Regions from separate parts of the Homo sapiens genome. Here region 2 is linked to region 1. The links are chromatin loops, found by intact Hi-C in ENCODE. Cell type or tissue: dorsolateral prefrontal cortex. All regions are shown on one strand. Links, peaks and the distances in the headings refer to the core of each region. The heading gives the core; the rest is flanking DNA. Region 1 overlaps AGAP1 (ArfGAP with GTPase domain, ankyrin repeat and PH domain 1). Region 2 overlaps AGAP1 (ArfGAP with GTPase domain, ankyrin repeat and PH domain 1).

Region 1 (5,378 bases), core at 229-5,228:
TGGCCCAAACGCAAGGCAGAGTAACACAAGAGCAGCCAGAAAGTATGAGGGTCAGGGAGCCCACCGCTGCTGGAAGGTACAGGAGAGGCTCCAGGGGACACTGCAGCTTTTAGACTTTGGAATTAGGCCCATCTAGATAAAGAATAGATGGAAAGGGGAGATACTGCCTTAAGTCTACCTAAGATACTACCTTAAGATACTACCTTAGACTTAAGGTAGTATCTTGCAAGGGATGTTGACAGAATGAACAGACTGGTGAGACAGGGGTAGTGTCTACTCCCAGCGAGGGGGGCACATCTGTTTGCTGTCTGGGACAGTAAATGTCACTCTCCACGGCAAACTTTGGACAGGCTTGCTTACGTGCTCTTATTAAACACGGGGGTTTCCTAAGCTCGGGGCTGTCCCAGGACAACCTACACCACTCTTCTAATTGACTTACTGGATGCAAAGCTTTCATAAAACATTTCAAGTCCACTTCTTTTTTTTTCCTCCTTTAAGATTTCTCTTCTCCTTTCACATCTTTCAGATTTAAATCATACAGATGCACATAAACATGGCCACCAAAAAGTAGGTGCTAGAATGTTCAGAGCAGCACTGCTCATAACAGCCCCACGCTGGGAATGACGGCACTGTCCATCACTGTAGGTACATCACGGCACAACGGAACATTACCCAATGACAACAAGGAACTACTGACACGGGCCACAACTGCGGTGACATCACACACAGAACACAGAGCCGGAGACAAGCACGAGAGTGCCAACTGTTAGGATCCCGTCCAAGGACAGGCGAAACCCATCTACGGAGTGAGAAATCAGATGGTGGTCACCCTTGTGAGTGGGGTGGGGTGGGGTGGGGGTGCACGGGACAGGAAGGGGTCCATGAGGGCTGGCTACCTGCTGCTTCTGGATGTGAGTGGCGGCCCCTGTAAACGTGGCTATGACTTATGATTCTGTGCGTCTTATGTGTATGTTGTACCAGTAACACTTATCCAAAAACCTAGAAAATGTCATTGGAATGGCTTGTGAATGCAGAGGTCAGGTCAGGAAGTGTAAGAGACAGAACAGGGTTGTACAAGGAAACAGCTGTACCAGCAATAAGTCCTTAAAAAGTGGCCCAGCCCCAAACAGTATAGGATGCTGGCTTCCACAGGAAGGCAGTCATAAAAGGACCTTTTCGGCATCGTCCCCCAAATATTATTTGCGTTACCATGAAATACATGACTGACGACATGGCCCATTCTGAACTCAGAAAGAGTGTTTCCTCAAATACCCCATCTACGGATCAGCTGGTACTCGCCCCGATTAGCAGGGGGTGACTGCATTACCATGCTAATCCATGTCCTCGCTGCGCCACTTCCTTGATATGGATATGTGTGTGTGCTTACTGAGCTGCCTTGATTAGTGCAAGCTTCCATGTGTCAAAAGCGCCAGATTCTTTCCAAAGAATAATTTTAGCTGTACTTATATCCCTAAAGTGGAAGAGTTGATTTGAAAAGGTACTTACCTCCACCATATGCTATTTTTCTTTACACAATTTGCATTTCAAAGTGAATATGGCATTTATATCTGAATGAATATCAGTATGTTGCCTGAACTGATCTCAAATGAGCATGAAAAAGATGCTGGTTTTCTATTGAACAAGAATGTTTTCATCCACCAAATGACATCAAAGACAGAATCCCTCTTTTAAGCTATTAGCTTATTACATTAAAAATAGCCTGTTCTGATTTTTAAAAATATACTCTGAAATGATGGCTTTTCATAGCATTCAAATAAAGATTCATCAACAAATCTTTACAATAACAATAACAAAATACAAAAGTTCATTCCCTGCGCCTTCCAATTTTGGTCTGTCTTTACAAATAGGACTTAACTTCACCAAAGCATTTAACTAGGAAAATAATAGCTGGCATTTGACTTATTGGTTAAGTAAGCCTGAAAAGAGGAGCAACTCTTGGTGATGGCGATAGGAACTTTCATGTACATAGAAAGAGGGCGGGGAAAAAGCCAAAAAGGATTCTATGAGCACTTGAGTGTAAAACAGACGTTTATTCCCACTGCAGAATTGTATACCTTCTATTTTAACAAATCCTAATTACAGGAATATGATTGACAAGAATTCACCCTTCCCCTATGGAGCCTTCACCCTTAGAAACATCCAGGGACGGCTTTCTTCGGTCCAATCTCATTCACAGGCAGCTTCAAATGCTGTAAAAACTCAGCGTGAGCGGCTACCTTGCAAACCCTACAGCTGCACCACGCCCGTTGTGCGCATGTGTGGGAAAACCGGGTTCCCTGGAATCACAACTGGATGAAGGAGGCGACGTTAACAGTCACATCACTTCAAACTAGGCCTTCGCCATCTGTTCTGTCCTCTAATTACAAACCCAAAAAGAACAGAATTCACAACACTACCATAAAAAGTGAGACACACGATTTAAGGCCTGTGAATGGGGCCCATTCGCTCCTGTATTTGCATTGGAGATCTGCCTTGCTTTTGGCAAGTGGAATTTCAGGCTGAGAGGATTTTTTTTCCAAGGACACATTCAGTATCTTATAAGATGTAGGCATTCGGGACTCTGCATCCTGTGATACTTGTTTTGTAAAAGAGTACAATTCAACATATCTACTAGGAAGACACAAATCTGGTGTTTCTTGATACCTTTTGTTTAGTTAAGAGATTTTCCATGTTATGTTTATCAAGACAGAGTACAGAGTTCAGACCTAGTCACAATGACAGATGTAATTACTACTAAATACAGCAACGTGGCCAGGCTTAGGATTCCACATCCTGGAATTACACAGCTCTTTCCTACAACGTAGAAACAGCTCATTGTATGCTGCTTTCTCCCTGTTCTAAATTATGATGTCAAGGAAAAAAATAATGGGGGCCTATTTTGTTGTACTGTTAAAATATACTTGGCAAAAGTACAGATATACAAATAATGTAAACTAAATCCACCAAAATCTCGTCTAACAGATCAATTTTTTATTGAACATATGCATACATTGTTCTTGGTTATGGCCACAGAAAAGATATAACTTTATACACTTCTTTAATATGATTTCCTAACCATTTTCCCCATGTTGTTATGTAATCTTCATAATTTTAGATATGTAACATTATTGATTTAATGTAGATAATTTATATCACCATTTTTCTACTTCTGGATAGTTTTGGTTGTTTCCAATTTCTGGCTATAAACAACACTGCAAAGGACATCTTCTACTTTTGAATTTTCCTTAGAAGAAATTCTCAGCAGCGTTATTACTGGAACAAACAGCATAATATATCTTTCTGATTCATGATATATGTTGCTAATTAATTTTCTTAATGACCAGTAACTAAAAGAAGATGGAACCTGGGCATCTTTAAAGCAATTTAGTCCATAATTTCTAAGTGGATAATAATAATAATGAAGAAATGGTGATAATGATAACAGTATGCCCCATGTGGTTAATATAATGATCAAATTATGTAAAGCACTCTGTAAACTGTAAAACCTCTGCAGATATCAGTTATTAATCTCATCAACAGTGGGTTTTCCTATCTCTACAGTTTTTTAGCAAAAGCTTAAAATGGTGATGTTGCTAATCTTGTTTGTCTTTAAAATCTAAAATGTCTGAATATTTTCCTTATGTTTCCCTTGTAATGGTGTCTCTTCATGTATGAACTGTGCATGCCATCTGCCTCCTGTTTGCTTTAGTGCTGTAGTTGGCATCACTTTGCTTGAGCTCATTCATTCCCTCTGTGAGTACTTACTGAACACCCACCATCAACTAGTGAAGTGCTTGGTGCTGTGGAGAACTCCACGGCACCCCCCATCTTCCAGCATCCCAAAGGTCTGATGATCAGAGCGATGCCAATGTTGTCAGAGGTACAGTTTACAAAAGAAAGGAAGGAGAGAAAAAAAACAACAACCCTGCGCTTGGGGCACCATGCGCATGCAGCGGATGAAGGACATGGCCTGACAGCAGGTGACAGTGAGCTGGAGCGCCAGAGTCATCCCTTCCCTCCCATCCCTGGGTTACTGCTCCATGTTGGGAGTGGATATCATGTGGCAATTGGTACAATTTAAGACAAAATATTTACCATGTCAGACGCTAAGTTCTCATTTAAGTAATTATATTTAGAAATAAGTGTAAGTATTTATTCTAAAGACAAAGTTGCTTTCTCCAGCCACACAGTTCTACATAACAGAAAAAAGAATATACAGAATCCAGACCCAGTTGCAATGACAAATTTAACGACTACTAAATACATCAACGTGGCCAAGCAGAATTCAACATCCTAGAATTAGACGGTTCGTCGTCACTTCCTAAAACGTGGAGTCTTATTCCGACCTTTGCAAAACAATGTGTGCCATTCTCATTTTGCCATTTTTATCTGCTGAAGGAACACGTGCTGCTCCAGATTCCGACAGTGTTTATGGAGAGCGCCATCGTACGGCTTGTCTTGGCCACAATCCATCTCCTGGTATGGGTTATATGGACAAGCTGATGCAACAGCGAGGATGAGGGGTGTAAGCATTGTGAAGACGGAGAAGAAAAGAATTTTTCTTTGTTTGGTGTCTTCCTTTGCCATGAATAACGGTTCCATCTTTACAATATTCTTTCTCCTTTATATGATAAATGCAACAGGTGTGTGTGTGTGTGTTTTTAACATGAAATTCATTTTCATTTGACAACACTGTTTTGAGGGGAGCGTTCCCCGGTCATCTCTGAATTTTACAGTCCCCTTCCAGGAGCAGGTGGCCCCACAGCTCTATCCTGAGAAGTATTCACTACTACTTCTTTCTCTGCTTTCCAGTTCTTACAAAATGATCTCACAACTGAATCCAGCAATGACACAGGGAAGACAAAGCACCAAGGAGTACCCCGGGCTCACAAGTCTGATAACATGAGGCGGGTTTTACAGGTTTGCTGGTTGGGATGTTACGGGGTTTGACCACTCCCTAGAAATACTCCAGAAACGCAAACGTTCACTATATGAGTGGTAACTCAAAACAATGGGCCACAAGGTTTCGAGATGGAAAAATGTCACGATTACTTCGAAAAACTCTCCTCTGCCAGTGTGGGAAAGGACTGCAGGAAGCAGGGAAGCCACGGACTCAACTCTAGCCTGGAAGAACCAGAAGCCCTTTCCCAAGGCCTCGGTTCTCACTGGCCCCCGGGGCTGGCAGCTGGCTCCCTGGTGGAGGGGGCGCGGGTAATTCACAGAGGCTCTTCCGGGCACCTCCTCTTTCCCACAGCTGACCCTGCAGACCACTTCGCTGGTCTCGGAAGCATCAGTTCAGCAGCTGAAACACTATTCCTCCCTGCCCACACACATTTTTGAGAGAAAAAAAGTGTTTGAAGCACCTTTTATTTACTTGT
Region 2 (5,378 bases), core at 273-5,272, 150 kb after region 1:
ACAGAGCAAAGTACATTTATTTTTCTTTTTTGTCTTTAAGAAATAGGTTCAGAAGGTAGGAAAATAAATGTTGTTTAAAAAGCTTTCTATGGTAACTCGTCCTGGAAAGGACGTCATTACACCTATGATTTAAGAGGACAGCTTTTTATGCTTCCGCTAATACAACTCACTTTTGGCTGGCACAAAATGATCTCACAGGAATTCTTTCAGTCATCAGGGCACCAAACACAGGCTATACCGATGCAAACCTCCTTTCGTTGAGGGTGACACACCCCATGACAAAATCCTGTGCCAAAGAGTGTGCTACAGTCTGGGACAGGAATCCCAAATTGGTTACTGCTCATCACTGGTTGGTTCCTGGACACCTGCAGGACCTGTGGGCTCTGTCCCCACTCACCTTCTCTGTTCCCCAGCTGGCTGCAGGCAGACAGGACAATCTCCGATGCCCCTTCTGTTCACCCAGTCCTTTTGCTTTGTCACTACTCCTGGAGCTTTCTCTCAAACTTTCCCAGAATTTACAGGGGAATCTCTTCCATAAAAAAAAATAAATTTGGCTCTCAGAAGGGAGCTCCAGCTTTCCCCAAACTGACATTTTGGCACCAGAGAGGGGTGGTGGCTTCGTTTTTGTAGCCTGGTGACAAGCACAGGAGGTGAATGAATGGGCGAGTGAATGCAGGCGCCAATCACTCAGATCAACCCACCGCAGAGATCTCGCTCATCTGAATTCTCTTTCACAAGATAAAAAGGTTAGTAATTACTTTAGGACTGCATCTGTTTTCTACTCTGAGACGTCATTGAAAAGACCAAAATAAGTTCATGTGAAATCTCTGATTGGAATCAAAGTACCGCCATAAAGATGCAGGCAGCCTGCTGCATCTAGGGTAATTGCGAGCAGCCTAACGACTATTTTAATCACTGCATTTAGGCCCAGCTCTACTTCAGAGCCCTGGCTTCATTTCCATTTTAAATGCGACAGTTTTCAGTCCTTGATCGCTTTCCTATCAGCAATTTTTAGGCTACTACACTTAAAGGTTTGGAATCTTATTTTCCCATTAGCCTACTGGTCTTGCCCAAGTCCACGCTGACTTGGGAAAAGTGACTGCCTGCCGTGATGGAAGGGAAGTACTCAACCCGACAGACTCAGCCCTTTTTAAAAACTGGAAGCAGGGGTGAGTCATGGAACTCCCTCTGCAGCAGCACCTCTATCTTCCCAGCCCTGGGCTGGCGACAGGTGTGTGAGGGACTCCTCTGATGGCTGTGGATAGGGGAGGCTGGAATTTCTGCCTTACGGATTTTCCAGATGTGCATTTTTAGTTTATAGATGTGCCATACTTTACAGAAGAAATGTCTATAATATCAAGAATAAGGGCATTTATTTATGAGTTGAATTTTCAAGACTTCTACAAATAGTTTTCTCCTAGATCTGGATATTTAATTGCAAGGCAGTAAAACAATCTGAGATTAAGAAATTTAACTTTTGTTCATCGTAGTCATAATAGTAGTAGTAATTGCTATCTCTTGGTCCTGTTTTATTTTTGTTAAAAATCTTAGAGGGGGAAAAAAAGTTGGCTGAATGGACCAGCAGGTGAGATGAAGAGTTGATTGTCTTCAAACGTAAAATATCTCAAGCAAGAAAAGAAGAAAAAAGTCTCTTCAATAAATGTTGGCAATATTTTCGAGATTTTTTTCTTTTTTTGGTGCAAGGACAGTAAAGGAAAACAAAGGGCACTCAACTAATTAGAAGATAAACTGTGATTCTCCGAAGAAAACCAGCCCCCATCTCAGGAAACTTCCATAGGAGAGGACATGACTCACCAGTCCATTCCCAGGTCCAACCACTGTTTCTAATGAATGAACTGGCGCTATTATTTAAAAGGATCAGAATCTATAGTGAGGTAGTAGAACAGAGTATGGGGGCAGGGAACCTAAGGCCGATTCACGCTGACTTCCTAGAACTAAATCGAACGAAAACCCCAACTTTCCACACCTAAGTAACAAAAGGACCTGAGGCTGCTCCCTTTGCAACCCCCTCCCTGCCTTTTCTGCAAGGCAGATGGAAAACTGAAAGTGCCTCCACCTGGTTGCTTTCTGCAACCAATCAATCAGACATTTGCATAGGAGTGTAACTTTGTAACTTTGCTTCAGCCTTTGATTGGTTGCTTTCCACAACCAATCAGACTGACCGTAGGCCAAATCTTCATTTGCATAGAAGTGTAACCTTTGTAACCTCACTTCCACCTTGGATTGGTTGCTTTCTGCAACAAATCAGACTGACTGGGGGCCATGACTTCATTTGCATGGGGTGTACACCAAATGGCCAATGGGAAACCTCTAGAGGATATTTAAACCCCAGAAAATTCTGTTACTGGGTTCTTGAGCCCCTATGCTCCGGCTGCTCCCACCCTGTGGAGTGTACTTTTGTTTTCAATAAATCTCTGCTTTTGTTGCTTCATTCTTTCCTTGCTTTGTTTGTGCATTTTGTTCAATTCTTTGCTCAAAAGGCCAAAAACCTGGACCCCCTCCACCAGGAACAATAGTAAGTTGATCTGCTTCCAAAACACAGAGGGGAGAAAAAGTGGCTACAGACAGCTTGGTGCTTTTCACTCCATATCCCAACAAAATCAAACAGAGCCATCCCGACAGCTTTACTGGGCACATAAAGAATGCAGGGCCCACAAGGACTCAGTGACCTCCTGAAGGTCAGAGAGAGACCCGCTTGCATCCCAGGCTCCGAGGGCGGCCTCTGCCTGTCTACTCGCGGCTGGTTCCATGTGAAGGCTGGTCACAGCCGCTCAGCTGTGCTCAGTCCTGTGACAATGAACTCTCTGCCTTGTGTTCAGTGTCACCCACCTTCTTAGGCCCAAGCTACAGACACATTTCAGCTATGAGAGGCATTCCCAGAAGAAGATAATCAAGAAAAGGCAGATCCATTTCACAGCTGGGTCAACTGACTAAGTGAGATGCTGAAGCACCATGAATGGGAGGACTCTGTGGTCCAGCCCAGAGTTTATCCATCCACAAGCCATAACCTACAAGTGCTGGCTTCTTGGTAGCTGACTGAGGAACAGCTAAGATGGAGATCTGATGGGGCTGGAATACATGCGCCTGCTGGTGAGGAGCTATTTGTCAACAGCTGTCTTTAGGGAAGTTCGTCAAGAGAAATCAGAGTTTCTCAGTGTGGTCTGTCATAAAGCATCAGCTCTGCTTGTCTTGTCATTAGCGGGATTATAAGAAATATCTGGGGTTGGGTGTGGTGGCTCACACACGTAATCCCAGCACTTTGGGAGGCTGACGCAGGCGGATCACCTGAGGTCAGGATTCGAGACCAGCCTGGCCGACATCCCTGTCTCTACTAAAAATACAAAAAATTAGCCAGGCATGGTGGCTGGTTAATTAATGTAATCTCAGCTACTTGGGAGGCTGAGGCAAGAGAATCACTTGAACTCGGAGGCGGAGGTTGCAGTAAGCCAAGATCGCACCACTGCGTTCCAGCCTGGGCAACAGAGTGAGACTCCAACTCAAAAAAAAAAAAAAGATAAGAAAAGAAAAAAAAAAAGAAACAAGAAACATGTCAGCTCCGGAACATTGCATTTACTTCTATTTTCTAAACAGAACAGTTATGTAATTCCATCTGAATTTTTTGTCACAGGCCTCGAAACAAGTAAAAAGGATGAATGATTAAAATATGAAATATTGTAAGGTTAAAACGACATACTGATTCTTTGAAGAGAAATTCAGAACTCATTTCTAACACTGGGGAGAGACAGGAGTGCTGGGAAGAGGGGGAGGTAAGGAGTGAGTTGGAAGAAGGAAGGAGGGAGCCCCTGACTGCACAAGATGTAACTGACGCAGATGAGCACCCACCACAACGGCCGGAGTCACACAGCCTCTCCTCGCTTCAGCTTCCTGGGCTCTAAGCCTCTCCAGGTGGGGATCACTCTTCGGGGAAGACCAGACAGGGCAGATGGAGCTCTCAAGTCACGTGAACACACGGCCACCAGTTCCACAGGGCAGAGACCGGCATGTCTCCAGTTGAAAAGCCACGCCCGTCATCTTTGCACGCCCACATGCCTTAGGTCACCCTGGCTGCATCCTGTGGCAGGTCCGTGGGTTCCTGGGGGTGCCCTGCTCCCAGCTGTGCCCACGTGTGGTGGGAGCCCCAGAGTGGCCCCAAGGCTCCTCAGGTGCACCTGAACCTTCTGCACCTATGGCGCAGCCTGGAGACCGTGCTCCCCAGCAGAAGCCCTCTGGAGGCGGCCTGCCTCTGACCATCTGCCTTAGCTTCCTGCAGCTGCTCTAACAAGTTCCCATGAACCCAGTGGCCCAACAGAAACTTAATTTTCTCAAAGTTCTGGACGCCAAAGTCCAAAATCGCCATCACTTGGCTGACAAGGTGCTGGGGGCCATGCCGGACCCAGAGACTACAGGTGAGCAGTTATCTGTGGGCCTCCCAGCACCTGCGGCGGCCGCACTCCTGGGCCATGTTAGTCCCAACATCCAGGCAGCATCTTCAAACTCCTCTGCTCCACGTGGACCCTTCTCCCTCCCTATTATAAGGATACATGCAATTGCTTTCAGGGCCCAATCAGAAGGTATTCAAGATTCTTAACCACATCTGCAAAGACCCTTTATATTTTGGACACAAAATATAATATTCGTCAATTCCAGGGATTAGAACTTGAGTATCTTTTGGGACCCCATCTTCCTGCTCACCACACCATCTCGGTACAGGGGTCAGACATTCCTGAAGCATTGGAATCTGCCACTTTGAGCTTAATTATCCTAGCACTGACTGTGATAATCCATGAAAGGCAATTTTTTTCTCAAAATCCACCAGCTTTTCTAAGCAGTTTAAATAAAAGTCTGAAATGATTCTGAGTGTTCTAAGCCTTGTCCTTCAGTTTAAGCTTCTATTTAAATCTTCTACTTTAGGAGATTTTATGATTGCGTGAATATCCATCATGGGCAATGCAGGAACCCTCCGGAGCCCCCACTTGAGAATCACTTGAACCTAGGAGGCGGCAGTTGCAGTGAGCCGAGATGGCACCACTGCACTCCGGCCTGGGTGACAGAGTGAGACTCTGTCTCAAAAAGAAAGAGGCCAGGCGTGGTGGCTCACGCCTGTAATCCCAGCACTTTGGGAGGCCGAGGTGGGCAGATCATGAGGTCAGGAGATCGAGACCATCCTGGCAAACACTGTGAAACCCGTCTCTACTAAAAATACAAAAAAAATTAGCCAGGCGTGGGGTGGCGTGCGTCTGTAGTCCCAGCTACTGGGGAGGCTGAGGCAGGAGAATGGCATGGCATGAACCCGGGGAGCGGAGCTTACAGTGGGCGGAGATCCCACCACTGCATTCCAGCCTGGGCGATACAGTGAG

The links. A loop is a pair of places that touch in the nucleus more often than their neighbours do. Peaks named below come from ENCODE experiments on the same cell type or tissue, not always from the same donor. Only the 100,000 strongest peaks of a DNase experiment are listed, where the experiment ranks them.
Region 2: it touches region 1 in a loop (3-fold over the local background); 2 of 110 quality-filtered maps call a loop at or near these places.

The regions. Positions count from the first base shown.
Region 1 is chr2:235,918,991-235,924,368 of GRCh38, reverse strand. The region is part of intron 11 of AGAP1 (ArfGAP with GTPase domain, ankyrin repeat and PH domain 1); the gene reads right to left. Among named protein-coding and RNA genes, the nearest start is that of GBX2-AS1, 250 kb to the left of the region's middle. In dorsolateral prefrontal cortex, for the core only: no CTCF peak of the experiment used is centred there; a DNase peak (open chromatin) is centred at 2,272.
Region 2 is chr2:235,770,156-235,775,533 of GRCh38, reverse strand. The region is part of intron 6 of AGAP1 (ArfGAP with GTPase domain, ankyrin repeat and PH domain 1); the gene reads right to left. The region is part of intron 3 of LOC105373942 (a long non-coding RNA gene); the gene reads left to right. Among named protein-coding and RNA genes, the nearest start is that of TNRC17, 250 kb to the right of the region's middle. In dorsolateral prefrontal cortex, for the core only: no CTCF peak of the experiment used is centred there; no DNase peak of the experiment used is centred there; H3K27ac peaks cover 2,130 bases.